Linked DNA regions of Homo sapiens: regions 1, 2 and 3 are each linked to region 4. The links are chromatin loops, found by intact Hi-C in ENCODE. Cell type or tissue: ovary. All regions are shown on one strand. Links, peaks and the distances in the headings refer to the core of each region. The heading gives the core; the rest is flanking DNA.

What was found. Hi-C counts contacts between places; a loop is a spot of excess contacts. Peaks named below come from ENCODE experiments on the same cell type or tissue, not always from the same donor. Only the 100,000 strongest peaks of a DNase experiment are listed, where the experiment ranks them.
Region 1: a loop joins it to region 4, with 4 times the contacts of the local background. A loop is called at or near these places in 69 of 110 quality-filtered maps.
Region 2: it touches region 4 in a loop (4-fold over the local background); 69 of 110 quality-filtered maps call a loop at or near these places.
Region 3: a loop joins it to region 4, with 3 times the contacts of the local background. A loop is called at or near these places in 80 of 110 quality-filtered maps.

Annotation. Positions count from the first base shown.
Region 1 is chrX:11,730,624-11,738,576 of GRCh38, reverse strand. LOC105373131 (a long non-coding RNA gene) reads right to left here and starts at 5,888. Exons shown (of 3, transcript XR_950513.3): 1 at 5,844-5,888; 2 at 5,507-5,676; 3 at 3,224-4,144. In ovary, for the core only: no CTCF peak of the experiment used is centred there; no DNase peak of the experiment used is centred there.
Region 2 is chrX:11,720,480-11,728,432 of GRCh38, reverse strand. No RefSeq gene overlaps it. Among named protein-coding and RNA genes, the nearest start is that of MSL3-DT, 34 kb to the left of the region's middle. In ovary, for the core only: a CTCF peak has its summit at 3,832 (motif pointing right); no DNase peak of the experiment used is centred there.
Region 3 is chrX:11,140,952-11,148,904 of GRCh38, reverse strand. It overlaps ARHGAP6 (Rho GTPase activating protein 6), which reads left to right. Exons shown (of 13, transcript NM_013427.3): 11 at 4,657-4,925; 12 at 6,592-6,672. Among named protein-coding and RNA genes, the nearest start is that of HCCS, 34 kb to the right of the region's middle. In ovary, for the core only: a CTCF peak has its summit at 4,458 (motif pointing left); no DNase peak of the experiment used is centred there.
Region 4 is chrX:11,529,140-11,537,092 of GRCh38, reverse strand. All of the region lies in intron 1 of ARHGAP6 (Rho GTPase activating protein 6), which reads left to right. Among named protein-coding and RNA genes, the nearest start is that of ARHGAP6, 130 kb to the left of the region's middle. In ovary, for the core only: CTCF peaks have their summits at 3,779 (motif pointing left) and 5,722; no DNase peak of the experiment used is centred there; H3K27ac peaks cover 2,041 bases.

The DNA.
Region 1 (7,953 bases), core at 1,026-6,025, 200 kb before region 4:
AAGACCCTGTCTCAAAAAGGAAAAAAAGAAAAGAAAAAAAAAAAAGAAACTGGCATTTTATGAAATTGAGCATCTTTTCAAGATTCAAAAAAGTTTTTGTATCAATTTCTGTGAACTTGCTCTTCGCATTTATTCAGTTAGTCTGTTGGTCTTTTTCTTATCAATTTAAGAATGTTTTACTGTTAAGAAAGCCCTTCGGCTTTGGTATGAGTTGCAAAGTGTTTCTCATTTTGTTATTTCCCTTCTAATTTTGTTTATGATTTTATTTCCATGCAGAATACAAACACACACAGACACACACACATTCCTGTGTGGTTGAATTTTTTAATATTTCCTTTCATGTGTTAGAGATTTTTGTCTTATGCTTAGAAACGCCTCTATCACACACAAGATTTTTTAAACTCTTCCATGTTTTCTTTGATAATGATCCAATCCTTGAGCCATTGGAATGTATTTTGGTGAGAGCTATGAGGTAAGGATCCAACTGAATAGTTATCCTAGATAACTATACATCAAGAGTTCTTAACCTCGCATTCATGAATGCCTAGAGAATACTTAAGCCGCTAAAATTGCATGTGAAATTGTGTCTGAATTTGCATTTTTCTGAAGCAAAGATCATTAGGGTTCATTCAGTTTTCCTCAAAGATTAAGAACCATTGCTCTATGTAGTGTCCCATCATCCAATATGGCTTCAGTTGTTTTCCGTATCTTTATTACTCCCAAGTGTCCAGTCAGAGCCTTCTCTTGACCTCCCTACTTGGGCATACCAAAGTGGATGAGTCCAATGTAATCACAAGGACCCTTATAAGAGTGAGGCAAGAAAGTCAATAAACAAAGGAGATGGAATGACAGCAGCAGAAATTGGAGTGATGCACTTTGAAGATGGAAGAAGGAACCAGAGCAAAAAACTGCCTTGATTTTATCCCATTAAAACTCATATTAGACTTTTGAGCTCCAGAACTGCAAGAGAATAAACGTGTATTATTTTAAGCCACTAAACTTTTGGTAGTTTGCTATAGCAAATAAGAAACTAATACATGGTATAACATAGAGAAGGCAGCAACAGTCTAGCCTCAGGAATTTAATAAATTTACTGGTCTCATTATAACTGCTGGCATCATGAGTCAGCCCAATACAATATCCAAGCCCATCTCAGTGGAATATATTTCTATAAAGTTTTATAAAGTAAACAAATAGACACAATCTACTTACAGACAAGCCCACATCTATTACCTTACAACTGCATCTCATTGCAAGTGACCGGAGCATCATTGAAACTGGTGGAAGGAACCAGCATGCCATATTGGCCCTTGGGTCCCATCTAGCAATTTTACCATCTTCATCTTTTAGACATCAGCATCTTTTGACATACACCACCTTTCTGCAAACACTGAAAAAGTTCTAGCAGTGTGTTAGTTCTCAAATAAGGAAAAAAATGAAAGGAAATATTCTAAGACAAAAGGGAAAAGGGGCAGCTAGGCATGCCCAAGGGTAAGGAAACCTAAGGCATTAGAGAACCATAACCAAGTTTCACTTGGGCAGGGGGTGGGGAGATTAAGAAGGGAGAGAAACACTAGTCAAAGCAGGTTTGAATTTAGTCAACCATCTCCTGAAAGTGGGCACCTAGTATAGCTTAGCTCCATGTCATCTGACTATCATCCTTCTAAAGCCTACCCTAAAATAGCGTAGCTGTGACAATATGGTCAAACAACCCAACTGCAGCAAGGCAGAACTCTGCAACCAGGGTAAGCTTGTAACTCCGGCCTGTAGCTGCTCAGGGGAATCTGCAGAGGTGAAAATGACAGGCTCACTAAAGGCTATAGGAAAGGAGAATCTTTGAGGGAACAGTTGGTACTGGAGATAGTGCCCCTTGCCCCCAGTCCTCTGCTCTTTCATGCCAGAGAGGCGCTGTCATTCTCTAACCACAGTCAGGGAAAGCGTTTTGTAGAAGGTATTGATGGATAGATAAAATGAGCCAAGCCAAGTGTTTGGTGAGTTGCAAATACGAACAGACATTGTTAGAGGGATGCTGAACAGTTCAGAATAACTGAGAACAGTCATTACCTCTGTGGAGAAGCCTCAGAGTGGGTACAGGAGGCAAGAATATCAAAGATGAATTAATGAAGCTGTATGGGTGACTATCTTACAAATGAGAATGCATTCATGTAGTCATCATGTAATTAAACATAAATTTGCAAAGAAAGCACTTGTACTTTAGAAACTGAATGTTAATGAGCTAAAGGCCAAGAAACAGAACTCTAGCATTCATGAATCAAACAAAAGAAAGCAAATGTCTTTACATAGACTTTCATAATCAGCCTGAATGTGGATTAGCAAGGAAAAGAGAACCATATGACATCCAGGTAATGAAAGAAGAGAATCTGGAGCTGAATGAAGGCATATGGTGAATTTCTAGGGGAAGAAATTGTGTTAGTCATCTATGTTCCTCTGGTCTAGTGCAGTGCTGTTTCCTTGTAGCTGTACATGTCCCCAGGTGTCTGTTGACTGCCTGACTAAAGGGGCAGATGGCACAATCCCATCCACATTTAGCTACATTCTCACACATTCCTGATGGAAAGGGCTGTGTAAACACTACTTGGCCTTTTATAGTCGTCGTGAACCCTGTATGCCTACTACTATTTGGACATAGTTTACCCATTCACTTCCTAGACCAGACTCAGGATTCTCAATAAATCTTGTTTCTTTCATAAAAACCCACCTTCCAAGAATCACATTCAGTGATCCTGCCCCCAACCCCAGTGAAAGCATATGGGGAATCTAAAAAACAATGATTACAAGTAAGGCTTAGCCAAATAACTCAGAGGATCAATCAATACAGAAAAATGAGAAAGCATTTTGTACATGGTAACACTCTAAGCAAATGTGATCAGTAATTACAATCGTTCAGTCTCCTGTGGTTTGTCAGTGCCCTTTGCGGCTGGGTCTGAGTTGCTGAACTGCTCCTGGTAGGGCCAGTCTTTGTAACTGGCTCAGTTGTTCCCCACAGTCCTCCATTTCTGGTGTCCTTAAGCAGGTCTTGCTCCTTTCTCTTTGGTGGTGTCGATGGACACAAACTGGTCCATTATCTTTTTTATAGGATGCCTTTCCTCACCAATGTTGCCAATATACAAGAAGGTAGGGGAACTGAGGTCCCAAACAGCATATTGTGATCCTAAGTTTATTTAAATGGATGGAATTGAAAAATGACAAAATGCCCAATGAGTAAAAATTCTACCATTAATTTTATTTTTGCGAAGAATTAAAGTGCCCTATCAAAATGCACAGTTACTTGAGAATTATAAATAAATCATAGTCACTGATCAACCATTAGCTGGAATTGGCTCGTCACATTTTCTGTGCAGTTACTTAGCATGGCATTGAGACAGTGAGGTAATAAATACATAAGCATTGATAGTGAGAAGTAGAAAAGGAGTGTCCAGAACAAGAATGGCAAATCCATGGCATACATGCTTTGCTCGTTCACTTCCTACACCCATGGCAAACATCAGACTTTTACCAGCCTCTCCAGACAGAGCCTCAGAATCCTGTTCAACACAATGCTCTAGGAAACCACTGTGAATTGAACTTTGTGTTGGCAAAGGAGGTAAAAAACTTTTGGTCTTTTCTGGCCTAAAATATAAGATAGAATGTTAGAGAGTACCATAGGAGGATATAAGAGTACCATAGTAGAGGAAGGCAGGCAGGGGCATCAGGAAGAGGCTAAGCTGCTGGGGAACGTGGTGTTACAAAGGGACACAGTATAGTGACACAACTGGGTCATTATCTTTCCATATTCACGGAGTTGAACAGCAGTACTTCTCAAAATTTAGTGCACATAGGAATCATCTGGGGTTCTTGTTGAAGTGCCGATTCTGATTTAGTAGATCTTAGGTGGGGGTCAGGACTCTGCAATTCTAACAAGCACATAGATGCTGTTCAAGTTGCTGGTCCAAAGATTATATCTCGAGTAGTGAGGATGGAGTTGCTTAATGTGGATTAAAACTCATGTCTTGGGCACAGGACCCTGGGTACTTTCCCTATGCTGTAGAGGAGGGAAACTGGAGTCGAAGTCAGAACTCCCAAGTTCAAATTGGAGTCTGCCACTTATCTTGTGACCAAAGTCTTCAAGACCCATTTCTTTTATCTGTAAAATGGGAACAAAACATATACCTTATGTGATGCTGATGAAGATCAAATAGATATTTTAAAGGACTCAATAAATATTAATTAACTCTGAATAAGCCACAGTCAGTGAAGACACAGAAGCTCTGGCTACACACTCCCAAATAATCCAGAAGAAAAATTTTATCAGCCTTCCAGGTGGCTGTCAACATGAAGCCAAACATACAAATATTTGGAATGCATGCAAAACATATTCAACAAGCACCTTTCTCCCTTTCCGATGGGTGTTTTGGCCTCAAGAAGACAAAGAGTGAGGGGCTTTATGTAGAAAGATGCTCTCTATCTAACTTCACTGTCTTCTTTGTATACTTTGGAGCTGCTTACAGATGCATTGGAAAATGATAATTCATACAACATGGATAATCTCAATTTTCAGAAAGCCTTTGATACTGTTCCATACAATGGGCTGCTTAAACCCAAGACAGCAGGGATTCTTGATGGAAGCCTGAGAAAAAGGAGAAATTGGCTAGAGAACAAAACAAAAAGTTGAGACTGAAACAGAATGGAAAATAGAAGATGAGGTTACTTTCAAAGAGCAGGGGAGGAAGTCTAGATGTTGCAATTGCGACTGTCACATAGGTTGGTATACAGGGTGAGCAATGAGAGAAACAGTGATTACAGCTGTGGCTCAACCATGCATGAGCATCAAGCTTGACAGTGACATGCACTTTATAGGACAATATCTTAACATTATAAGGGCTACATATTAATTAGGCTAGACAGACTGTTAAGGCACTTGAAATGATGTGAAAACAGGTCCCACTTAAGAATCAAAATATCCAGCTACAGCATGACACTTTTAGTAGAAATTTTATATTTTTCATTAATTATACTCATTGTAACCCTGGGAAAATAAGAGATCCACATTCTTCTAAATCAGTGGTTCTCAACTGATGGTTGTTTTGTGCCCCTGTCCCCAGGACATTTGGCAATATCTGGAGACATTTTTGGTTGTCACAGTGGAGCTGGGGATGCTCCTGGCATCTAGTAGGGAATGCTCAACATTCTACAGTACACAGGACAATCCTCCACACACGAGAGTCATCCAGCCCCAAGTGTCATCAGTGCCAAGATTAAGAAACCCTAGTTTAAACTATTGTACCCTAATGTGTGCACAGGAGAGGCAAATTCATAAGGTAAGAATTTTGTACAAAAAACATTTTAAAAATAGCTGCCATTTGTGGAATAAAGTATTCATTTTCACCAAACTATAATATGCTGTTCTAAAACTAGAAACAGGAGCAAGGAGGAGGGGCTGAAGAGAACAGAGAAATCTGTGGAGAAAAAGAGATACAGGAGAGAACAGAAAACAAAAACATCTAACCTCTGCCGGGACTTCCATGCTCTGTACAACCCACTTTCTTTGTGAGTCTTCTGCCCAATTCACTTCAAATGATTGGTCTGGAGTTTGCTTCAGATGGTACACAGATGTTTGAATCTACTCATGCCAGCTAGTCTTCCAGACATCATTTTGTTTTAGAGAAAAAAGCAGGTCTAATGAGAGAATATGGAAAGTAGTTAGAAAAAAGAATTTTACAACTTTTAAAAAATGTATGAAGTTGCTTCGATTTCTGACTCATAAATTATAGAAGAAGGTAATTCCTCTAATTGGTACATTAAAAATCAAAACAGTCCAGATTTCCATAACCGCTTTCTCTTACTAGGCGAAGATGCAGCCCTGATGGAGGGGACGAAACGGTTTCAGTGGACCTGCAGAGGAACCCACACCCTGCTAGTAACTCTACCTCTTGTGATGTCACAGTTATAGTCACTACCTTCAGAAATTTTGTCTTCTATTATGGTATGAGTATTCTCTGCAAGTTTCCTCAAGTAACTTATTCAGTTAACTCTTTTAAATAGATCATGTGGACGATGAACCAGAATAGAACGCAGCTAGGGGGTTCAGAAGTGGGAACAAAGAAATCTCTCTGAAAACGCTTCCTTAATTTACATTTTCTTCAAAAGTCAAAACTATTTGTAGGAAGGCAGGGCCCTGAATCATTCAAAATTTCCTCTAATTTAATTCAATGGAAAAGAAAACACAGCTGTGACATGTTCTTGGCTATCAATGGCATTGATTGACCTTTGGCTGAGTCCATTTAGGAGATGGTAACATACATCCCAGGAACCTAACCTGGTATCCTAAAATGAAAGGGTTCCTCAGGACAAGGTTGAATTATAAATGATTACATGATTGGACATCAGCACCCTGCAAAACAGCCAGAGCTGAGGACCACAGAAGCAATGGGAATAGAACTCTACCGTCAAGCCTATTTATCCACAAAGATACACAGATGGTATTGCCTTGAGTTTCAACACCATTGTCATCATTTTTGGTTGGATTCCTTACCATCATTAATTGATAGAACTCCGTGGATTAATTGATTTTTTTCTTTTTAAATTAGGTTTAATTTTTAAAATTAAAAAAATTGTATATATTTTTGTGTACCACATGTTTTGAAGTAGGTATACTTTGTGAAATGGCTCAATAGGGCTAATTCACATATGTATTGCCTCACATACTTATCAGTGAGAACACTGAAAATCTACTCTTCTAATGATTTTCAAAATACAGTATGTTCTTTTTAACCATAGTCACCATGCTGTACCATAGATCTCTTGAACTTATTCCTCCTATCTAACTGAAATTTTTTATCCTTTGACCAACAACTTCCCAACCCTCCATCTCCCCAGCCCCTGGTAACTACCATTTTACTCTCTACTTTTATGAGTTCAACTTTTTTAGATTCCACATATGAATGAGATCAGACAGTATTTGTTTTTCTGTGCCTGGCTTATTTCACTTAACATAATGTCCTCCAGATTTATCTATGTTGTTTTGAATAACAGGATTTCTCCTCTTTTTTAAGGCTAAATAGTTTTCCATCCTGCATTTGAACCACATTTTCTTTCTCATTTTTTTTGTTTGTTTGTTTTTGTTTTTTGAGACAGAGTCACTCTGTTGCCCAGGCTTGAGTGCAGTAGTGCAATCTGGACTCACTGCAACCTCTGCCTCCTGGGTTCAAGCAATCCTCCTGCCTCAGCCTCCCAAGTAGCTGGGACTACAGGTGCACACCACCACGCCCGGCTAATTTTTGTATTTTTGTAGAAATGGGGTTTCACTCTGTTGGCCAGGCTGACCTCAAGTGACCTCAGAGGCTGCTTCAGCCTCCCAAAGTGCTGGGATTACACGTGTGAGCCACCATGCCTGGCCTGGACCATATTTTCTTTATCAATTCATCCAATGATGGAAACTTAGGTTGGTTCCATATAAGCTACTGTGAATAATACTGAAATAAATATGGGAGTGCAGATATCTCTTGGATATAGTAATTTTGTTTCCTTTGGATGTATACCCCAAAGTGGGATTGTTGGATCATGTGGTAGTTCTATTTTTAATTTTTAAAGGAACTTTCATACTATTTTCTGTAATAACTATGCCAATTACATTACCACCAACAGTGTGCAAGGGTTCCCTTTAAAGTTTCCATATCCTTTCCAACTTTATATCATTTTTTTTGTTAGTAGTCATTCTAACATGTGAAGTGATATCCCACTGTGGTTTTAATTTATGCAATGATTAGTGATGTTAAGCATTTTTTCATACACCTGTTGGTCATTTGTATGTCTTCTTTTGAGAAATGTCTATTCAGGTCCTTTGTCCATGTTTTAATCAGGTTATTTGTTTTCTTGCTGTTGAATTGTGTTGAGTTCCTTACCTTTTTTTTATATTAACCCCTTATCAGATGTATAGTTTGCAAATATTTTCTC
Region 2 (7,953 bases), core at 1,591-6,590, 190 kb before region 4:
AATCTACATATTCAGTGCTATCCCTATCAAACTACCAATGTCATTTTTCACAGAATTAGAAAAAAGTATTCTAAAATTCATATGGAACCAAAAAAAGAGCCTGAATAGCCAAAACAATCCTAAGCAAAAAGAACAAAGCTGGAGGCATCACATTACCCGACTTCAAGCCATACTACAAGGCTACAGTAACCAAAACAGCCTGGTACTGGTACAAAAACAGACACATAGACCAATGGAACAGAATAGAGAACCCAGAAATAAAGTCACATACCTACAACCATCTGATCTTCAGCAAACTTGACAAAAATAGGCAATGGGGAAAGGACTCCATATTCCATAAATGATGCTGGGATAGCTAACTAACAATATGTGAAAGAATAAAACTGGACCCATACCTTTCTCCATATACAAAAATTAAGTCAAGATGGGTTACAGATTTAAATGTAAGACCTCAAACTATAAGAATCCTAGAAGAAAACCTGGGAAATACCATTCTGGACATCCACCTTGGGAAATAATTTGTAACTGAATCCTCAGAAGCAATTTCAACAAAAACAAAAATTAACAAGTGGGATCTAATTAAAATAAAGAGCTTCTGCACAGGAAAAGAAACTGTCAACAGGGTAACCAGACAACCTACAGAATGGGAGAAAATATTTGGTTAACTATGCATCCGACAAAGATCTAATATTCAGAATCTATAAGGAACTTAAATAATTCAATAGGCAGAAAACAAATAACCCCTCTAAAAGGTGGGCAACAGACATGAACAGACACTTCTCAAAAGAAGACATGCAAGCGGCCAATAAACATACAAAAAATGCTCAACGTCACTAATCATCAGGAAAATGCAAATGAAAACCACAGTGGGATACCACCTCACACCAGTCAGAATGGCTATTATTAAAAAGTCAAAAAACAACAGATGCTGGTGAGATTGTAGAGAAAAGAGAGCATTTATACACTGTTGGTGGGAATGTAAATTAGTTCAGCCACTGTGGAAAGCAGTCAGGAGATTTCTCAAAGAACTTAAAGCAGAACTACCATTTGACCCAGCAATCCCATTACTAGGTATCTACCCAAAAGAAAACAAATGGTTCTACTCGAAGACACATGCCCTCACATATTCACCACAGCACTATTCACAATAGCAAACACATGGAATCAACCTAGATGCCCATCAACAATGGACTGGATAAAGAAAATGTGGTACATATGCACCATGGAATACTACATAGCCATAAAAAGGAATGAAATCATGTCCTTTGCAGCAACATGGATACAGCTGGAGGCCATCATCCTAAGTGAATTAACACAGGAACAGAAAACCAAATACTGCATGTTCTCACTTACAAGTGGAAGCTGAACATTGGGTACTCATGGACATAAAGATGGCAACAAACACTGAGAACTACTAGAGGGGGAATGGAGGGAGGGTGTCATGTGTTGAAAAACTACCTATTGGGTGCTATGCTCAGTACCTGGTTGACAGGATCATTCATACCCTAAACCTCAGCATCATCCAATATACCAATGTAATAAACCTGCACATGTACTCTCTGTCTCTAAAATAAGAAGTTGTATTTTTTTTTTTTTTTATAAAAAAAAGACCAGGCCAAGGAGAATTGCAGCTCAGGGCTACCAAAGCCATTAATTACTAGTTCGATCCTCAATGATAAACAAAGGATTTTACTGGTTTCAATTTTACCCAAACTCATGTCCCCATTATCAGCTAATATTAAGATATTATGGCATAGAGACTGTGGGTGGGATGTAGGCAGTCAGGGAAGACAGGATCAAAGTAGAGATGCTAATCCAGGAACAACCGCACAGTAAGAGCAGCCAATTTCTCCCTGTGAGTCAAGTGCTTTTCCTGCTGAAATCCGCAAGGACAAGATAGATTGTCATTATCCCAGGCTCCATAAAAACAAAACATAAGAAAGTCACTTAAGAGTGAGAAACCACTTGGTGTTCAAAGAAATTTAATTTGTTTTTATTGCTCTTTATTTTTATTTTTAATTGCTCTCCCAGGAATGGCTAAATGACATGGACTTTTCATTTCTTAAAGATCTCAGGGGGCTCTAACTTCAAGACAAGATGATAAAAAAAACCTCTATGTATATATGAAAGGCCAGATACCGAAGTAGCAATGGAGGATCCAAATATAGCCTGATGACTACAATAGGATACCTCAAATATCACTTGATACAGTGACAGTTCTCACTAGGGAAACTGGTCATGATGGGAACTTAGTGCGAGATGGCAGGGAACATACAAAGAAAACAAATCAAACCCAAAAGATAGAAAGAGAGAGGAGTTAAGACAAATAAAAATGATTTATTCAAGACCATTGTGTGAGAGAGGAACACTTTAAGAATTGGAGAGGTTCTGAGGTATCATCTTTAGTGCCAAGATCAGCGCTGCACTCTGAGGTCTCTTATGTGCCTCTCAGTTACAGTAATTATAGTGGCTAACAAGAGTCAGTCCCTGTGCTAAGTCTTTCCTGCATTTGTTGTCACAATCTCCTTGTGTAAGGTTGGTTGACAGATGAAAAAACCAACTCTTCAGTTATTTACTCGGGGTCCCAGGTTTTAAGTGACGTAATCATGATCAAACCAAAATCTCTTTGATTCCAAAGTCCACGTTTTCATGCACTCTACAATACTAAAATCGAGTTTACACATGCCTAGAAGAAAATGTCCTGGACATATTTTGGGCTTTAGCCTTTGGATTATTACCTCTCTCCATCCCTTTAGCTGTAATTCCTACTAATTGTATGTTGGAGTTTACCGTTTATCTGTCTTGTTTTTTAACTTCTCTTTAGCAACTTCCACGTCTTTTGCCTTCTGCACTATAGTTTGGCCTGTTCTTTAGAGCCTTCTCTAAATTCATAGTTCTCTGCTGAGCTGTGTTTACCCTACTGTTTAATTCATTTATTGACTCCTTCCTTTTAATGGTCAAATCAGACTCTATTATCTATAGTTCCTTGTTATTGCTCATGGTATTTGATTTCCTCAAATGCTTTGTAAATTTTGTCTGCAACCCTATATTTAGAACAAACTGTATTCTATAGGGCTCCTTTACTCAGCCTATTAGCTTTTGTGGTCATTTGCCAAGGCTCTACAGGCTTCAAAGTTTCTAGACCAGAAGGTACACTAGTCCCACAGCCCCACACTTCTCGAGTATATGGAAATGCAAACAGGAGATACTCAGCACAAATACCCACTATGTATCCTTCACAATATTCCTGAAGGAAAGCGGTTTATATAGGCTAGGCCAGGTGTCTGCACACTATGGACTGCGAAACATCTCCCACCTGCTGCCTGTTTTTGCAAGGCCTGCAAAGATGAGAATGGTTTTTGAATTTTTAAATGAGTGAAAAATACAAATAATGTTTTGTGACATGTGAAAAAGATGCAAAATTTAAATTTCAGTGTTAATAAATATTTATAGGGACACACCATGCCCATTTGTGTACATATTGTCTGTGGCTACCCTTATCCTACAAAAGCAGAGTCAAGCAACTGCAACAGAGACCATATGGCCCACAAAGCCTAAAATATTTACTATCTGGCCCTTTGCAGAAAGCGCTTGCTGGGCTAGGTCATCTAATTGAAATCGTCTCTGTTTGAAAGTGAAAGTACAGTCCACAGCTGTGTGTCAAAGTGTTCTGCCTATATGAAGAAAAACTTAGAGCGTATAAAATAAAAAAGAAAGACTGTGATTGCCAATCCCTTAAGACACCAAGGAAACTTTTTTTTAATTTCCCCAGTTTTACACTTGCCCATAATTTCTTCAGTGAAACATGCCATTCTCTACTGTGGCCACCAGATGGAGACTCCAATAACGGCCTAATGGTACATCAAAATTTACTTACCAAGATACCCTACGCATAATTTTAAAACAACACTTTGAGAACAGTGTGAATAGAGAGATCAACTAAATCATGTCAAACTAATAATAGGCTTGGTAAGGAAACAGTCTGGAGCCCAATAGCTTTTGGGGAGGTGGGAGCACCCCTGGAGTTAGTCTATGCTTGATCTTATCAATGGTCTCAAACTGTAATGTACAAAGAATCACCTAGAATACTTGCTAAAAAGGCAGACTCTCAAGCCACGCTGTTAGACAGTCTGAGTCAGCAAAAATGAACATGCATTTTTTTTAAAAGCAACCCTACATTTGATTCTGATGTAGGTGATCTAATGACCGCAGATATAAAGGTACTGATTTCAGGAGATTTCTTCTCTGTAGGCCTGAATAAACAGGTGGCTGATTGTGCAAATTACAAGATCCAATGAGTGCAAGGGCATTTGGCACCACTGCTTGGGCAGGGGTTCAAACTTGTGGTCAGGGGTGGAGAAAGCTCTCTCTCCAATTTCAGCACCCAGGGAGAAAGTCAGAAAGGATTGTCAAGGCCCCATTCAAATGGAATGGCCCTCAGGCAGAGCTCCTAATGGGGTGCTATGACTAGAACATAACTTGAGGAGATGCTGGAGGGACTGAGGACCTCCGTGTGAAGAGGTCCAAGTGTAGAGGCAGCAAGAGCCATGCTAGACCCACCTGATGCCAGACTTAGGTCCGCTTAGGTGAGGTGGGCGAGGCTGACCTGGTAGCCTGAATGTTGAAGTTTCTGTAGCTCTTTAAGAAGAGGAAGTCAGGGAAGACATGTCCTAGTGGTCTTTTTTCTTTTATGATCTTCTTGTGGAGCCCTTGTCTTAATTCACTGATTTAAAGCATTACATCATCTGGCAGTCACACCTGTAGTCCCAGCACTTTGGGAGGCCGAGGGGGGCAGATCTCTTGTGCCCAGGGGTTCGAGACCAGGCTGGGCAACATGGCAAATTCCCATCTCTACAAAAATAAAAAAATAAATAAGTAAATAATAAAGCAGTACATCCATTCTGAAAACTAACCTCTCTTTATAAAGTGAAGGGTAAGTGCAAAAACTTCTATATCTCACACATACTGATTCTCTTAAGTGCCTTCTCCTTTCTTTTCCAAGCGTAATCTTCAAAGCAGCTTCCACAACATGGACAAACCCTATAACAGCCTGGTCTGAGGCATTTTTAGGTGATTTTTGTTTGCAGGACCCTAGATTTTCTATCTTAGAACCACTATGACGAACTTATACATGTGCTCAATAAGTGGTTGCTCAATAAGTGATTCTTTCATTAAATGAAAGAATCAAATGAAGAATAAAATTTTCTCTTAAAAGGAACAAAATCCAATTTTTGATGGCTCCATGCACTTTCTGCATCATTTCCTTCAGCAGCATAGAGAATGGAGAAGTGTACAAAACCTCACTTGGTTAAAAACTCCTATGTCTTTATTTCCAGTCTTGTCCTCTCTTTAAGTCTTCAGTTGCCTGCTAGATGTTTCTACATACATGCCAAAGACTACAGCAGAACTAAGCTCACCATCGTCTTCCAACATCTCCTAGAATCATCACCATTTTTCTAGTCAAGCATGCACAAAAACTTGGGGTCCTCTTTACTTGTCTGCTTTTTCTCATCCACTATCTTGCTGGCTTTGTGCTGTATTAACTTAACTCAGCTAAGCCTAGGTTTCACAGCATCCCCTTTGCCATTTGATTCCAGGCAATATTGGCCACCCAGGACATTTTGTGTGCAACTTGGAAATTGGAATTGAAGCAGAAGTCATATATTGTACACTCTGAAGGTTTGAGCAGGGCTTCTGCACATTGTCACTGATCTGCTGACATGAGATCTGCTGACATGAGGCCAGCACCTGCACCACAGCTCCGCCAGCTCCTTCTGATGTCCCCCTCAGCTTCCCCAAGGCCTGGGCCAGGTGTGCAGACAGCTGGCTCTGTTGCGATGGGCATCAGTGTCATGAACGGTGTCAAGCTTTCCTTTCAGATTCCTCATCTTTGTAAATTGCTTCACCAACTCCCACAATTGCATCAGCCTTATCCACTATAAATGCATCCGTTATCCATTCCTCTCTCTTTGTCTACTTCTGCTGCCATAGCAAGATACCTCAAATTGGGTAGCTTAAACAACAGAAATTTATTTCTCACAGTTCTGGAGGCTGGAAATCCAAGATCAGGGTGCCAGCAGGGTCAGGTTCTGGTGAGGGCCCTCTTCCTGGCTTTCGGACAGCCACCTTCTCACTGTGTCCACACGTGGTAGAGGGCAGAGAGTGCAAGTTCTCTGGTGCCCCTTCTTATAAGGACAATCATCCTATCATGAGGCGCACACCCTCATGACCTCATTTAAACCTACTCACCTCCCAAAGATCCCACATCCAAATACCATCGCATTGGGGGTTGGGGCTTCAACATACGAATTTGGGGGGTAACAATTCAATCCATCGCACTCTCCTAGCAGTTTTCTTTCCCTCATTGAACCCTGATGGTTACAGCTCTTGTCATTACTCAGGAAGTCCTACAAGATGTTGCAATTTTGTCTACCTGCTTCTTCTTCTTTTTTTTTTTTTTTTTTTGAGATGGAGTCTTGCTCTGTCGCCTAGGCTGGAGTGCAGTGGCGCGATCTCGGCTCACTGCAAGCTCCACCTCCTGGGTTCATGCCATTCTCCTGCCTCAGCCTCCCGAGTAGCTGGGACTACAGGTGCCTGCCACCACGCCTGGCTAAATTTTTTTGTATTTTTAGTAGAGACGGGGTTTCACCGTGTTAGCCAGGATGGTCTCGATCTCCTGACCTCGTGATCTGCCCGCCTCGGCCTCCCAAAGTACCTGCTTCTTGTTTCAACTGCCTTTGCCACCACTCCAGTTCAGAGCCTCTCCCCTGGATGTGGATCTCTGCAGGAGCTTTTTGGATCAGCCACTACCCCTAGTTTCAGGGGCCACTAATCCATCTCGCTCCTGCTGAATCATTCTGGTCTCAAAAACCTCAGTGTCTCTCTGTCTCACCAAATTCAGTTCAAATGTCTTTGTTTTTCAAGGAATTTCTTTTTTTTAAACCTATACCTTCTTATTTATTTGTTAATACACACATGTGGCAAGTTCCTTGGAATCTCTGTGCCTCAGTTTCCTTAGGCATAAAATGGGACATATTAATGGTGTCCACCCCAGAGGGTTGTTGTGAGTGTTAAATGAGTTAACTTATGTGAAGCATCTAGAAGACTGTCTGTCTGCCTCTTAAAAAGTCCTCTGTAAGAGTTAGCTATTAGTATGAGCCATTATTATTCCCATGGCATAGCCTCTGAACTAGACCATGGATGCTCCAGGCTCTGCTTTCGTGTCTTTTTTGTTTGTTTGTTTGAAACAGGGTCTCACTCTATCCCCCAGGCTGGACTGCAGTGGCATGATGTCAGCTTACTGCGCCTCCCGGTTTCGAGTAATTCTCCTGCCTCAGCCTTCCAAGTAGCTGGGACTACAGGCACGTGCCACCATGCCCAGCTAATTTTTGTATTTTTAGCAGAGATGAGGTTTTGCAACGTTAGCCAGGCTGGTCTGGAACTCCTGACCTCAGGTGATCCACCCAACTCGGCCTCCCAAAATCCTCCCTGGGATTACAGATGTGAGCCACCACACCCGGCCTTTGTGTCTATGCTCATGTTGAGCAACCATGCCACCTCAAAAGATAAAATGACATCTATCAAGAATAAGCAATTAAGATAGAGGAAAGACTACTAGAACATACGTTGGGTCTGTGCTGGACTTGTCAGACATACTAACCTGGAAAGTGCAAAGTTCCCTCCTATTGGGCCACACCCCATCCACAGTGCCTTGAAGGAGAATCTGTGACAGCCTGTTCTTAGCATGAGGTAGCCACCTGGGTGGGGGTAGGGTGGCCCAAGAACAAAGAGTGGAGTTTCCATAGCTTGGGGAGACCCCTGAGGTGGCCTGGTGTAAAGGCTTTGCCCAATGCGGTGGTGGAAACTCACTAGGCTGGTGAGACTAGCTCCCAGTGGAATCTGGATAGAAGAATACAGTGTGCATTAGCCAGTCAGAACATGGGGAATCATGGA
Region 3 (7,953 bases), core at 1,964-6,963, 390 kb after region 4:
ATCCAAGATGGATGATACAATGCTTTCAGTTCCAACAGACTGGAACTTATCAGTCATATGATTAAGCCAAGGATGAAGCCAACACACATTTGAAACCTCCACAGTTCTTCTTGCTGGGGTAGCTCAGCAAGGTGCTGGGCGGGCCCCATCCGGTGATTGAACCGGAGTTTTCCATTTGTCCCCAGAACAAGTTCTGTGCTTCCGGCTGCAGTGCAGGCCTGCCCACAGTACCCTGCCAGCATGTTTACGCCCTGACCTGGAGGGACCAGCTAAGGGTGAGAATGTGACTCGCTCTCCATGCCCATCCCTTGCTTGTCTGGTTAGCTGAGATTGGCCATGCATGCTGTATGTAGATGGTCCTGGGGTTTGGGGGTCTAACGGGGAAACCCTCCATGCATGGAGGCAAACCCATGTAGACTGGTGACCTGTCCACCCAACCTCAATCCATGATGCTCTGAGACTGGAAAGAGAAGCCACCAGGCACTTTTGGATGCCAACTTATGTCAACTGGCAACTCATTCACCCAACATTCTGAACCTCAATCCATCAAACTCCAAGACATACAAAGAGATGTCACTATGTGCTTTTAGACTATTCCTCATCTAGTGAATCACTGATCAGAGTAAAAATTTCATGTAAATAGATACATGAGTATTTTAATGCCTTTATTTGGGACCCTGAACTCAAAACTATCTTCTTAGGGTTGGATTATCCTAGAGTCAAATCTGAGAGAAAACATTGTGGTTGCTTATCTCATTTTTCGGACATATCCAAAAGATGGTATGGTTTTCTAGATTTGACACTGAGTGTCCTGTGGAAAATCACTAAAACCTCCCCTCCTGGGCCCATTTCTCCACCAGTGTTCAGAAATTAGAGTGCTGCCAATTGGAACTGGTTTGTAGGAAGGTAATGCCCACTCAAGAAGCTCCCAGAGCTGACTCACAATGATGGGTTTTAGCCACCATCAGGCACCCTGGTCCTGGCAGACAACCACTTCTCTGACAGTTGTAGCCTGAAAGGTAGTTTTTCTTTCTTTTCTCACTTTTATCTCTAGGTTTCAGGGTCAGAGAAATTTCCTTTCCTATAAACTTTTACCATCCACATTTCCACTACACTACACCCGGATTTATTCACACCCTGTCTTCTTGCAGAATTTCTGGATTATAAGAATTTGTTTTTTGATTTGTGATTTTTATATGGAAAATCTTACAGAACTTTATAGATTTTACCTGATTTATAAATTTGACAAGCTGCTTTTACAATAGCTTCCATAAACTTAGAAATGTTTCAGAAACTGGGATAGAATAGAAAGATTTAGAAGTGGAAAATGGAAAATGGACAGACACAGGAAGCACAGGTGTGTAATGAAGGTATCCACAATGACTGGATGCCCAGCCCCCATTACAGGAGAGACATGCTCTGAAAGGCCCTCACAATTCTGCTTCCAAGTCTCTGGAAATTTCTCCGGACTCCAGCCTCCATTCAGCAATCCTACTCTCTCTCTGTTCTGTGTCTTTACTTCCAATTGTATCACCTAAGTGGGTGTATGTGTATATGCATGTGTATATAGTTGCATTTATGTGTATATGTAATATGTGTCTGTGTATATGTGTACATGTCTATGTCATATTTGTGTGTGTGTATATGTGTTTATGAATATGTATATGTGTGCATATGTTGATGCATGTATATGTATGTGTTCATATGTTGATGCATGTATATGTATGTGTTTATGTCTGAATATGTATATGTATGTGCGTGTGTGTTGGGTATGTATGTATATGTGAGTATGTGTATATATGTTGATCCTGGATTTGCTTCTGACAGATATAAAACAATAGAATGACACTATTTTTTTAAAAAATCTATGAACTGCCTATGTTGTTATGAGAGTTCTGAGGAGTGAATAAAACAGCTTTTTTTTTTAATCGGTGTGCTTTCATGTGAGAAGATAATTCTTGGACATAGGTTCTTAGGCAAATTTGGCTGCCACTTCCTGACCTCTGCTAAGACAATAAAATGATAGGGAAATATTTTAAACATTTTAAAAGGCTATTAACTCTAAGTAAGAAAGAGCATTTTACTACTGATTTGTAATAATGTTGAACACTATCTACCAAATAAATTCTAGAAGAATCCCAACCCTAACTGCCTCTGCTGCTAGAGAGCATGGTATTCAGCATTCAGTCAGCTCCTTGTTTCTTTCACTCAATCCCAGACTCAGGTCAGGAAAAAGGAGAGTTGTTAACAGTAGCTTAGTACAGTGCCTGCCACATAATTAACTCTGTATAAATATTAACTTTTACTCTCCTCACAGGCCAAGGGGATATTTCACATAAGTATATTTCCCAAACTGCTTGCCATGTGTACTCACACTGTATCTCCTCCCATGGCTGGGATACACTGGGGGGTGGGGAAACTGTGAAAAGAAGACATCGTCTCTCATTGGATGCCCCCTCTGTCTATGTCCCTGGCTGTGACCCCAGCCATCCCAAGGAGGTTCAGAGCCTGTGTCTACTATGAGACACCTCATCTACCTCTACCTCCAGGGATTCGCTTCAGCCACCCCCACTGTTTCCTCCCTGATGGAGGGCCCAGCTGTGGTCACTTTGCCGGCTTGACTTAGGAGACTGAACCAGAAGAGCAGAGAACACTACACTGGTACTTCCTACCCCCCTTTCACTTCAAAATGTTCTGATCCACAATGGGACTACACTACATTCAGTTGTCTGGATCCTGCTTAAGGCAGACAGAGGAGGTCCAGGAATCGGCTGGGATGGGGACACCCTTCCTCCTTCTCCTAACTGTGGCCTCAGTCACCCCAAGGTCAGGACCACCACATTCACTCCCAGGGCAGCCAATGCTGCAGTTTTGGCTACCATCTTTGGTTTCCCTCCTGATTTGGCTCTTAGCAGACCTTTAGCCCACTGTCACATCTACAGATTGAGAGAGGAAAATAAGGTTTGGTTATTAGAGGTTCCCAAACATCCCCGTGCATCAGAATCACCTGGAGGGATTCTTTAAAAAATTTGCTGGCCCCACCCTGAGTTTCCCTTTTAATAGGCAGAGCTGACTTTCAGGGCTGTGACTCCACACTCAGAAGAAGCCCACATTTGGTTTACTGATTTGCAGTGGCCATCTTGAAATGCTTAACGCTTTTTAAACACGGGGCATCACATGTTCATTTTGCACTGGGCTCCACAAATGGTGTAGCCAGTCCTGTCAGTAGGTCCAGAATGGAGCTGTAGAATTGGCATTGCCAACAAGTTCCCAGGTGAGACAGATGCAGCCACCCTGGGATGCACTTCACAACCACTCAATGAGATCTTGCAGACCTGGAAAATCATCCTCATAGCAGTCCTCTGGCTCCTTCCCATAAGATTACGTGATGAGAGTTCAAAGAGGAGGCAAGGAAGGGGCTTCTTTATTCCATGTTGGTAGGAAATGTCCTCAGCAAAAGGGTTCAGGCCCGTGTTTGCCTCAGTTACGGCTGTGGCAGTATCACAGAAGCTGGGATGTTTTTCCCGGCGATATTAACCCCTGCTGGAAACCTCAGAGGAAGCTAGATCCCTGTGAATGCACTTCCTCCAGTTTGCATGCACAAAACCATTTGGTTAGGAAAGTGTTGTTCAGGCATGTGTTTACCTTCTTTAAGAAATAAAAAGGATTTGTTTTGAAAAATTAAGCCAAAAGAGAGCAAAGACTAGTAAAGAGAAGTGAAGTAAGGGGGAAAAGATGTAGGTTCTGGAACTTTTAATCAATCTGTGATTGTTTCCCTTCAAGATGTTGTCAGGGCCAGTTTTGAGGAGGGTAGAAAAGAAAGATGTTTCCAGGTAAGACTTCCCATGCTCTTTTCACGTTGCTCAAGTTCTCATTTTTCTGTTCCACATACATTTTCACTGTTATTTCTGTTTCTGTGACAACTCATGAACACAGAACTATGATAATGGTATACTAATTAGTACATCATATCAGTTTGTAAAAGCACTAGTGCCTTGTAGAATCATTTTAGATGTATTTGAATAAAATGGAGTCTAGTGAGGGTCATATATTTATTGTTTTTGTCACTACTTTATACATGAAACACTTATTCCCACCGGTGGCATCAACATCTTTATCACATGAAGGATGGATTTATTTACACTAAGTACAGTAAGTATTTTGGTGGGATGGAAAAGTTGTCCAGAAAGCCATAATGAACTTCAAGCAAAGTGTCAACCATAGTTTTATCTGAATTATTTTTAATGCAGGATATTGAGGAAAGTGAAAGAGTTATCTACTAGTGTATCCTTACCTAATAGATAGTGAGCATCAGACTTTCACTTAAAAATGGAAGCAGGAATGAGTCCCTGAGGCACTTAGCGATGCCCATTGGCAAATGCAGGGCTCCTTGTCGGTTTCATTCTCACCGTGCCTTCTCCATCATTGCCTTTTCCTGTTATATCTGTTGGGTTTTACTGCCCTCTGCTGGTCATATCGTTGAAACCCTTTCACGTCATGGATGTACATGTCTTGGAACATTGCTCAAAATGGTCTTTTTGTTTCAGCCCGTGTCCACGCATACTCCTCCAGTCATTTGTGTAATAGCCATATTGTTTAAATCTGGTCACTACTTGTTAACAAACTCACGCACCTGTAATTGTCTCATTGTGCCAGAAGCCCTGACATGCTGCAGTCGGAAGTTTCCTTTTCCGTGGGAGGGAGGCATTCATCTACAGACTCCAACAAGGCCTCCAGCGGAGACATCTCCCCTTATGACAACAACTCCCCAGTGCTGTCTGAGCGCTCCCTGCTGGCTATGCAAGAGGACGCGGCCCCGGGGGGCTCGGAGAAGCTTTACAGAGTGCCAGGGCAGTTTATGCTGGTGGGCCACTTGTCGTCGTCAAAGTCAAGGGAAAGTTCTCCTGGACCAAGGCTTGGGAAAGGTAACTGGAGCCTGGCCAGCAGGCGCTGGCCAAAACAAGCGACCCTCCTCTTGTTGCATGTGGCATGGTGTGGGGCTCTTCGGACCTTCTCTTCGTCTCTCCCTTATTTGATGTTTCTGTAATTCAACCTGCATTTACCGAGTACCTGCTGAACGCCTACTCTAGGAAGAGGAAGGTATGGCGAGCCCAGTCGTTGGCTGGGAGGGTCCCTGCAGGCCACACTCCAAGTCTCAGATATCTGGGAAATAAACGCATGCCCAGAGGAGCCACTCCTATTCCCAGCTGATTCTTTTTCCCTCCAGCATCCTAGGAACTTTATGTATACTGGATTTGGGTTGCATATTTGCTAGTCTGAGGTGCCACCCAATTACTGCTGTTACATTTCTAAAGAAAACAAGCTGAACCTACTATATGTATGAAGACAACCTTCCAGAACCAAATAGTGTTAGTATCCAATGACAAGAGAGCACTATACTGGGAGTCACAAACCTGCTCTGCCACTTTCAACCTGCAGGATCTCCAGTGAGCGATTGAGCTTCCCAGAGTCCCATTTCCTCCTGCTGTGAAAACTCAGAATGATAACAGTATTTAATTCATTGAGTTTAATGAACTAATCCATGTAAAGCCCTCAACGCAGCACTTCAAATGTAATACGCACTCGATAATACTTGCTGTGTAATCTTGTGTGCATTTCTTACCTGCTCCTTACGCTAGTTGCATCGTCTGTAAAATGATCTGCTGGGAACCTCCTAGGGATGAAGTGAGATAACGCATGTGAACTGCTGAACACGTGGAGGCACCCAGTAGACGTCTGCTGCTATAAATCGTAATTATAATCCCATCATGGGATTGTAGTGAGGATTAAATGAGATGGTGAAAAAGCCTAATGTAGTGCCTTACTCCATAAATATTGATGGATAAGCTAAGGGGATTTATGAGTGAATGCATGCATGAAGAAATCCAGTGATACCAATAGCAAAGTATTCCTGAGGATAGTACAGAAACTCTATTGTTCCTCTAGTTCTGTGTTAATGTGTTTAGCACCTATAAAGCTGTTGTCACCCATCACCCTTCTATTCATTTCCTATAACATGCAAACTTATTATTTTATGGTTCTGGAGGTGAGAAGTCTAAAATGGGTCCACAGGGCCTCTTTCCCTTCTGGACGTCCTAGGGCACAATCGTTTTCTTGCCTTTTCTAGCTTCTAGAAGCTGCTGCATTCCTTGGCTCGAGGCCCCTTCCTCCATCTTTTAAGCCAACAGTCTAGCAACATCTTCTCTCCTACCCCTCTCTTATAAGGACCCTTGTAATTATATTGGCCCCATCCAGATAATCCAGGAAAATCTCCCCATCTCAAGAACCATAATTTAATCACACCTGCAAAGCCCTTTTCGAAAATAACATCTTTGTAGATTTGTGGGATTATGACACAGATATCTTTGGGGGGGCCCTTATTCTGTCTACCACGAGCATGATATAGAAAGGGCCTTTTTGTAAATCCCAAGTAGAATGAACACGCTGAAAGGTGGATCTGAATTGTATTCTGTTTTGTATACAACAGGATCTTGAATACAATACTTTGCACAGAAGAGATGTTATTAAAATGTTCATTGATTTTTAATTTTCCTTTTGTGTTATATACCTTTTTATACACTTTTTCCCTAGATCTGTCAGAGGAGCCTTTCGATATCTGGGGAACTTGGCATTCAACATTAAAAAGCGGATCCAAAGACCCAGGAATGACAGGTGAAGTATTAATTTTAAACTTTATTGCATTTACTTTTAAAATTATTTTCTAAAGTTTTCTTTACTATCATTATATTACATGCTTGTCAAACATTACTTGGGAAATGCTGAAAATGGGAGGGGATGAAACTATCCTTAGGCTTTCCACCCAAATATGCCAATCTTTGACTATATTTTTTTCCATTTCCTTTGCAAAGGTTTTCATAGTTACAGTCACTCTGTCTGTGCAACTTTGTATTATTTTCTAACTTCCATTTTCCAGTTACTCTCCATTATCCTTTTTAAGGGCCAGGGGTATTCCACAGAGTGCATAATCATAGCTTACAAACCAATACTAAGTCATTTGAAATTTTTTGTTATTGTTGTAATAAGTTACACTTTCAGGAGCCTCTTTTATGTAATTAATTTTTCAAATTATTAATAGATTCACAAAATTTTGGAAAGCAAGTCAAAGGTTATAAATCCCAAACAGGGAAGTGCGTCAAATATAACAAGGCTTTCCAAGAATCTGGAGGTACAGTCACCTCCTGTGCTGTATGGGACCCACTACCTTACATTCTGTAAACTGTGGATGGCAGGAGATTTTACACTGCTGTGTGCAAATCTCATCAGTATTGCAAGTTAGTGGGTTTTCACTTTTGCTAACTTAAAAAACAAAATTGCATTTGTTAATTTGATTTGCATTTCTTTCCTACCAGTATTTTTCAGTGTTTCTATTAATTTGCTGAACTTCCCCCCATTGAATTGTTACTTATATCATTTCCTATTTATGTATGCCAGTGTTTTTTAAATTCTTATGAACTCTTTATATAATAAAGATGTTAACTCTTTTTCCATATTGTTTACTTACTTGCATTTTCTTTTTTTACATAATTAATTTTATCACTGTCTCTTCTCTGTGAATTCTTTCATAAAATTAATCTTCAGTTCAGCGTTGGATAGTCAGTCATCTGTATGCGTTTCTTTTTAATGTCATTTCATTGTTTCAACCTTAATTTTTTTAATCCATCTGGAATACATGTTATATATGGTATAAAATGTGTAAATTATTTGTTTGGTTGTTTTATATTTATATTTATATTCCCTTTCTCATTGTTTTGTAATATCTCCCATATTACATTTTAAAAGCACAGTGCATTTTTAAATGTAATGCCCTCTAGTGCTGATTCCTTTTCTAACTATATCTCACTGTATCCTGTGAAGAGCCTTACTCCATTTTCCTTTTCCAGTTTCAGCTGTCACCTGTTTCAGCTATCATTTGTTTCTTTGTAAATACTCACA
Region 4 (7,953 bases), core at 1,378-6,377:
AGCTAAAATTGGATGTTGTATTACTGTGACAGAAGAAGAGAACAAGTATTGAGGGACAGCTCCCAGTTTTCATCATGTGTGGAAAGAGAATCTATGCTTGAAATATTTGTGATGGTGATAGCACATTCTATCAAGTCTAGGAAAACAAGTCACTGGATTTTACTGAAGTATTTAGGTGTAAAAAATTGAAGGCCCTTCCGTGAAAAAGTTCTAATTGGTAATTTCATTTTATGCAAACCCCTATTATGTTATTATTTGAGAGAGTTCAAGCGTACTTTTTATCCTTGGTAAATATTACACAGTAAAAAATTCAAATATCAGAGACAATACAAAAATAATTGTACAGGCTCTTTGCTTTCTTTAGTTACGTTTTTGTCCAGAAATATGTTTTTGTGCATATTTTCATACCACAAGTTAAATTATTTTTCAACTTTCATTAAGGTTTTATCGTCTCTCTTGATGGTGATTGTTCACAAAGAAACAAAATATTTATCTATTAAACAGAGTGTGATTTGCATGAGGTTCTCCCAGAAGTAGCACCTGAGTCAAGGATTCACATTCAAGGAGTTTATTTGGAGAATAAAAGTAGAGGAGCGGAGGTGTGAGACAGAGAAGGGAGGAATCCAATAACAGGTGTACTGTTGAGCACATTTCCACTTTAGGAGATGGGCTGCAATCCCATTAGGGAACCCTATAAGCCAGTATAGAATACAACTCAGAGTTATCCCACCCAACGGACAAGGACACTGAGGTATTTATCCTCCAAATCTCAGCTGCTGTTGGCTCAGGGCAACATCCAGGGGCATTAGGTCCCTGGCACTTCTGGCTTTCCTTTTTTTCCCTAGTCAAGAGAAAGCTTATAGGCAGAGAGCTGCTTATGTGTGAAGCTGGATGTCATGGGATGTCCTGAAGCAGCGAGTGCTGAGAGGACATGATGGGGTACCTACAGCATCTATTCCACCCTCTACACTGGTTGGTTGGCTTGGCTCACTCACCAGCCTCTGGCCCACCAGCCTTGCTCTATGTTATGTTGTGGGCTTACTAAGGTCAGATAGGCAAAGGAAAATGAGCTGAAGCTGGACCTCAAAAGGATGCTGACAAAAATCCTTGCATGATGAATAAATGGTGAATGAACTTCATCAATGTGATGGTCAGGAAAACATAAACATTAACAAAAATATGAAGCTAGTTTTCAGGAGCCATAGCAATATAGTTTTAAATTCCAACCCAAAGGATATCTGCAGAGCAACAATGGGAAATGGAATTTTTTGCTGTTGTTTGCTTTGAACATATCACAGATTCCTCTTCTCTAGGATGTTAATCAGGGCCATCTTGGATCGTACTTACTGTCAGATGTAAGCCAGGCCACTGTTAATGAGAGACTGGAATGCAGCCCCAGAATCGGTGTCTGCTTCAACACAGATGGGCATGGGGATGAGAGATGCCGGGTGGTTATGGAATATGGGGAAAAAATATGGTGACTTAAAGGAGGGCAGAGGCCCTTAAAACTTCCTTTTATAGTACATCAAAGCTGTTGATCATTGAGGAGAAAAAGCTTAAGGTGGGCTACTGGGACCTGCCGCTTTCAGCAAGAAGGCTCATTATTTTGAGGATAAGTAAAACAAGTAGCCTCATGTAAGGATGAAGCGCTCTTCAGTAGATGTTGGTTGAGTCCATATGGCTTGCAGAACATCACATTAAAGTTTGCTGACTCATTCCATGCAAGATTTAAGCAATTTTCCCAAGGAGACAATATGGCTGTCTCCATATAAATGGGAATAATTCTAGAAGGTAAACATTAGTCAGCACAGAGAATGATTTGATGAAGAGATAGAGACTTCTATGGGTAATGGGGGCAGACATAACACAGATACATGGGAAGCAGGGTGGCTAAATGCAAGTGTGTTTTAAGCCAACAAAGGTAGCAGTGGCCATGGTGGAGGAACTGGAGAGAGGGGCCACTTGTTGATAATTTATTCCTACCAGCTCTTATTGCAATAAAAAGAAACTATGTAATACCGTATGTGGTTAAAAATTTGAAACTAATAAGATAAAGGAGGATGATGGTGAAATGGGGGGAAGAAAATAAGATGGTATCAGTATATAAAAATGCACGCTATGAGATACTGTCTCCGCACTGTTCAATATAGTAGCCCTTAACCCCATGGAGCTGTTGGGCACTTGTAAGGTGCTGAGTCCACATTGAGATGTGCTGTTAGGGTTAGGTATGCACACTGGATTTCAAAGACTAATATGAAAAAATGTAAACTATATCATTGATAATTTTTATGTAGATTACATGTTAAAATTATGATACCTTGGCTACACTGGGTTAAATAGAATATAGTTTAAAATCAGTTTCACCTGTTTCTTTTCACTTTTTTAATGTGGCTACTAGAAAGTTATAAATTACATAGTGGCTCTCATTTGTGGTTCACATTGTATTTCTGTTGGACAGGGCTGTTCGCTACCATGGCCTGTACCAGTGGTTCTCAAAGGGGGATGATTTTGCCCCCGAGAAGACAGTTGGTAATGTCTGAAAACATTTTTGGTTGCCACTGCTGGAGGGGAGGGATGCTTCTAGAAGCCCTCTAGTGGGTAGAGGCCAGGGATGTGGTCAAACATTCTATGATGCACAGGAAAGCCTCCGCCATCAAGTATTATCCAAATGTCAATATTGCCAAGGCTGAGAAACTCCACTTTACACCATAGATATAGGGTACTGGGAGCCCAATATGGAGGTATAGTATTAACCTAAGTGTGAGGGTGTAAGCATCTTCTCTAGAGTGTAGACAGTGGGACCCATAATAACACCCTTCACTGCTCAACTGCATGTCAACAGGCAGTACAGCAAGCACCTGATATTGATGTTATTTAATTCCCATGAGAGCACTATTGCGGTAGGCAGCATCTCCATTTTGAATCTAAGTCAGCTGATTCCAGCTTATGGGCTTTATCGCCCACAGAGATAAGAACTGTAACTACTTCAAGTCTCTTGAGTCCATTTATTTCTTTCCATTGTAAGGGCCTACTATCCTAGATAAGGCCACCTAACTAGTCTCTAGTCTTGACCACTTCAGTCCTCCAGTTCTTTCTCCATGTCACAGTGATCTTTCCAAAAATCCAAAACCTTTCAATATTTCTATAATTACTCTCAGGATGCAGCCCACATTCTTTATCATAGTCTAGAAACTATTACTTGGTTTCAACACATTTTTGTCAAGGATACACAATGTATTTTGGACAAAATATGGTAAGAATCACAAAATGACTGCAAGATGATGCATGTTAATGGCTGTCACTACTAGAGATGCATCTTGAAGACAGGATTGGTGACCTTTCTCTCTGTAAACAAAGACTTTTAGGGCAGTATTTTGCTTATGTGGGACCTGTGAACATTTGGGTAAAACATGTTTATGCAATTTAAATGATTATCAAACCAACAATAAGTTTATTGAAATGAGAAGATTTTAATTTGGGAATTTGATAGGAAGATACATGTTGTTTGTTATACTATAAATCTACAAATGATCAATTCTTTGGAGGGAGAGGTTCTGATTTGTATCTTTTTCTGTCTCCAGCAATAACGAGTATAAAGTAGGTTTTGATAGTTCCACCTTAATTAAATTACAAACTTTGTGATGATCCTGAAATGTGTATTTTGAATAAGGGATCTTAAGTGCCACCTAGTGGCAATGAGGGGATATATTACACATTACATTACAAAATGTATTAGTTTTGAAATTATAAAGGATCTTAAGTGCCACCTAGTGGGAGTAAAGGATTATATTACACAACATACTACAAAATAGAGCCGTTTTGAAAATGTAAATGGTCTTAAGTGCCACCTAGTGGAAATGAGGGGATATATTACACTTATTTTAAAATATGTTACTGAAAAGTTGTCCCCTTCTCGGTGGTAGCCCCAGTATGACTTAAACGCTGTGAATACAAAAATGGTATCTCCTTAAAATTATGCATTCTCATCTTCTTTATTCAGTTTACCTGTCTGTCACACTGCCCTCTGGACATCTAATTTTTTAAAAAAGAAATTTTTTGTATGAGTTGAAACAGATGAATCCTGAAATCTGAGTGAAATTTTGAAACTGCAAGTTTGTTTCTCTCTTATGTAAGAGTCCAATGAGGATATTTGGTGGACAGCCTTCCTTGTAGTGACTTGGGGATCCATGCTCCTCCCATCTTGTAGTTCAGCCAGACTTTAGGGCAGAGATCAGCAAACTGTTTCTGTTAATGGCCAGATGGGAAATATTTTAGGCTTTGTGGACTTTCTGGTCTGTGTCAAAACTACTCAGCTTTGCCTTTGTAGTGTGAAAGCAGCTGTATACAATATGTAAATGAATGAGTGTGGCTGTATTCCAATAAAAGTTTATCTTTAATGCTGAGATTGGAATTTGATAGGTTTTTCATGAAATAGTCTTCTTTTTAATTTTTCTTCAACCATAAAAATGTAAAAAACATGATTAGCTCACAGGCAGTGCAAAACCAGTTTGTTAACACTTGCCCTAGGGCTTTGGAATCCTTACTTCCAGCCAGAGGCTGGAGAAAGGATCTTGCATGGGAAGTTTTTTTCTAGGCCAGCCTGTAATCAGTCAAGCACCATCCCATTGGCCAGAACACAGTCACATGATCACAGACAGGGTGGAGAGGGAATAGGTTTTGGTGAACACATAGCAGTGTACCCACAGTCTCTAACACAGTCCACCCTGTTACTTTAAAAATAAAATTTTGTTATTCATTCATTTATTCTTTATCAGTTGATGCCATTTCTTAGCCATGTTCCCTTGGTATTTATCATTACACGCACATGTTCGTGAACATATCCACTTTAAGACCTTGTCTTTAAACTCGGTACGTATGTATAAAGTGATTATGATGAACATAAGAAATGGCATCAGTTAATAATGAATGAATGGAATTGTATTTTTAAAGAAATACCATGAACTGTATTAGAGATTGTGGCTACAGTGTTGTGTGTTCAACAAATCTTTCTCTAACCTCCACCCACATGGTTGAAAACAAAGGAGACTTCGAACCCCAGCTCAGTGTAGCACCAATGCCTCAATAGCATCCTTGGAGCAGAGCTCCTCAAATGAGAATGTGCATGTAATTGTCTGGTAAATATTACCAGCACAATGGGGCCTGAGCTTCAGAATTTTTAATACTGGTTATGCTGATGTTGCTGGACTGTGGAACACACTTTGAGTTGTAAGAATAAGTGTACTGAGCTAATAAGAGAAACCACGTTTCTTCATCTCTGTAATCACCGATAGTTTTGACTGTAATAGCTGGGACCCCAGGCAGCTGTCTGGATTTTGGAGAAAATGAGGATATAAAGGGAATGTGAACTGAAGCTCAAAGCTTGGGATAGCTATGGATTATAATAAATTTTAAAGCAACAACTTGCAAACAAATGGGTATTATGTATCTGATGCAGTTCAGGTTTTAAAAATAAATCTTACAGCCAAAAAAAAAAAGAACCCCCTGTCATTAATCTAGGTTGACAAACATGAAAGAAAAGTTTAGGAAAGAAAGGAAACAGAGAGATGGGGAAGAGGGGTAAGGTGAGTGGGTGGGTGGAGGAATGTCTTAGATTGACTAGAGAAATGGGTTTTGCTTCATGGGATTTTTTCATATTTCCAGGAGAGGGCAGCCAGTCCCCACTCTAAAAACAATGTAAACTTTTACATTTGCATCTACCATTTTCAGAAAGTATTGTGATATACAGTGATTTTTTAAAAAACTTACTTCTGTCCATTCTATTAACCATAATTGGAAGCTCAATATATACGAAGGGCATTAAACTAAGAGTCAAACATCTGAATTTGGAAGGTCCTTTTTCCTAGATCTTAGCAATTCTGTACCTGCAGGCAAGTTGATGAACATCCTAGATTTTTTATATGTAAATTAGATGCAGTAAGACTAGATCCGCCTCCTGGAAGGATGGCAGATAATTAATGAATATTGTTTGTGAAAGCCCTGTATGAATATATTAATTCATTCATCTATCCATTCACTTGTTCAGTCACACATTTAAGCCTTAACGTGTTGCAGTGCTGGATGTCGAAATACAAAATGACCGTCACACAGATTCTGCCTTCAAACAACCTATTGCTAACTGAAGAAAAATAGTATGATTATGCTATAATTGAACTGCAAAGTGACAGTCTAATAAGGCTTGGTAGGAGCACCCTCTACTGACAACCCTGACCTGCTGTCCTTTTCTCCCAGTACTTGGCACTTCACTCATTCCATTCCAGTTACATAGGCCTCCCCCAGCTGTTCCTCAGACTCAACAAGTTCTCTATGTTTTGGGGAATTTGAATTTCGTTTTCTTGCCTGAAGTGTTTTTCCCTTAGTTATCCACATGGCTCATGCTCAAGGATTTTTAAAAAAAGATCTCTGCTCCCTTGTACAATTCTTACAGAGGCCACTCAGAGTACATTATCTAAAATAGCACCTCAGTTACTCTCTATTTCACCCTCTCTCAGTCTGCAAATTAAGATGTCATTCCCTAAGGCATCCATTGTATGCAATGAATTAACTTCTCTCGTATGTATCGAGAATGGTAATAGCTGTGCATCATCCTTGGGAAAATTGAGAATATAGTCTGTCAAAGTACTTTCTGTGTTCTGTGGTTTAGATGAAGATAGCAAGTTGAGTCCGTGTTTTACTTTGCTTTATAACAGTTTTCACTTACCAAACACAATATTATGAATATATTTAATTTGTTTTTCTCTCCTTTCTCACCATTAGAACACAAACTCTAAAAAGGTAGGAACCATGGTTTGTTCAATGTTGTATCTGTAGCACCTACACCACCATGTGCCATCTCCAGCTTGGCATATTGTAGGGTAGGCAATACACTTTTGTTGGATGGATGAGTGTGAATGACGAATGAATGGATGAATGAATGTTGAGAATGCACTCAAGAGGTAACTCTTGATCTGGGTCTTGTAAGATCAGCAGAATTTTCCTTGGTAGATGGGGATGGGAAAGGTATTCAGACACAGTATGGTTTAATGCCACAGTCTTGTAAACTTGAGAGAGCCATATCCAGGTAAGGCAGTGGCTTTCTGAAGTGGCAAATCCATACCTATTGTAGTTTTCCTGATTTTTGTCCTTCTTTGGAGAGTATTATACACTGCATATACATTGTATTATTCACAATATATTTTTGACAGAAATAAGTTGTATTTCCTGAGCAGACACCTCCACTTGTTGATGGCCTGTGTACTAAGGAAAATACAGATTTTAACATTAGCCTAAATACCACATAATTAGAAATTTAATCTACTGGGGAAAATATCATTAAATTTTCATACTGCATATATTACTTTGACTTATCAGAGTTATTCTTCTCTTATTAATAAAAGAACAAGGTGTCAGTTTACTCACTGATTAAAATAATCATATTATTCCATTTCAAGAGCCTATGTTTTCAATAGTGAAATGCATGTTTAATGATCTTTAGATCCATGCTACTCAAAGTATGGTCCCCGGACCAGTGCCAATTCTTAGATAGTCCTTGCAGGTCTGTAAGGATATATGCAAATCAAGCAAGAGTAAACATTTAGAAACTTTTATAGAAATTTGGCACCATAATTTTATATCTATTGAACCTAATTTTTAAAACTGGGCTTGTGTTTCATGTGCTTCCCTCCACCCCTTTTTAGTAATTTATTTTATTTTTATTACATTTTACAAAAGTATGATTCTGCAATGGATTGGAAACAAACAAGCAAACCTTGTCTTTCAATACAGGTCATTTGAGAAACACTGCTCTAGAGCATGATTCGTGCACTGCCTTTAGTCCCACAAAGCCTAAACTATAGGGAACACTGAGAATTTAGCTTGGAGTCGAACTGACCTTAAACCAGGTGACAGTGCCTGTTAATAGTGCTGATAGCTGGCATTTATCAAGCACTTACTATG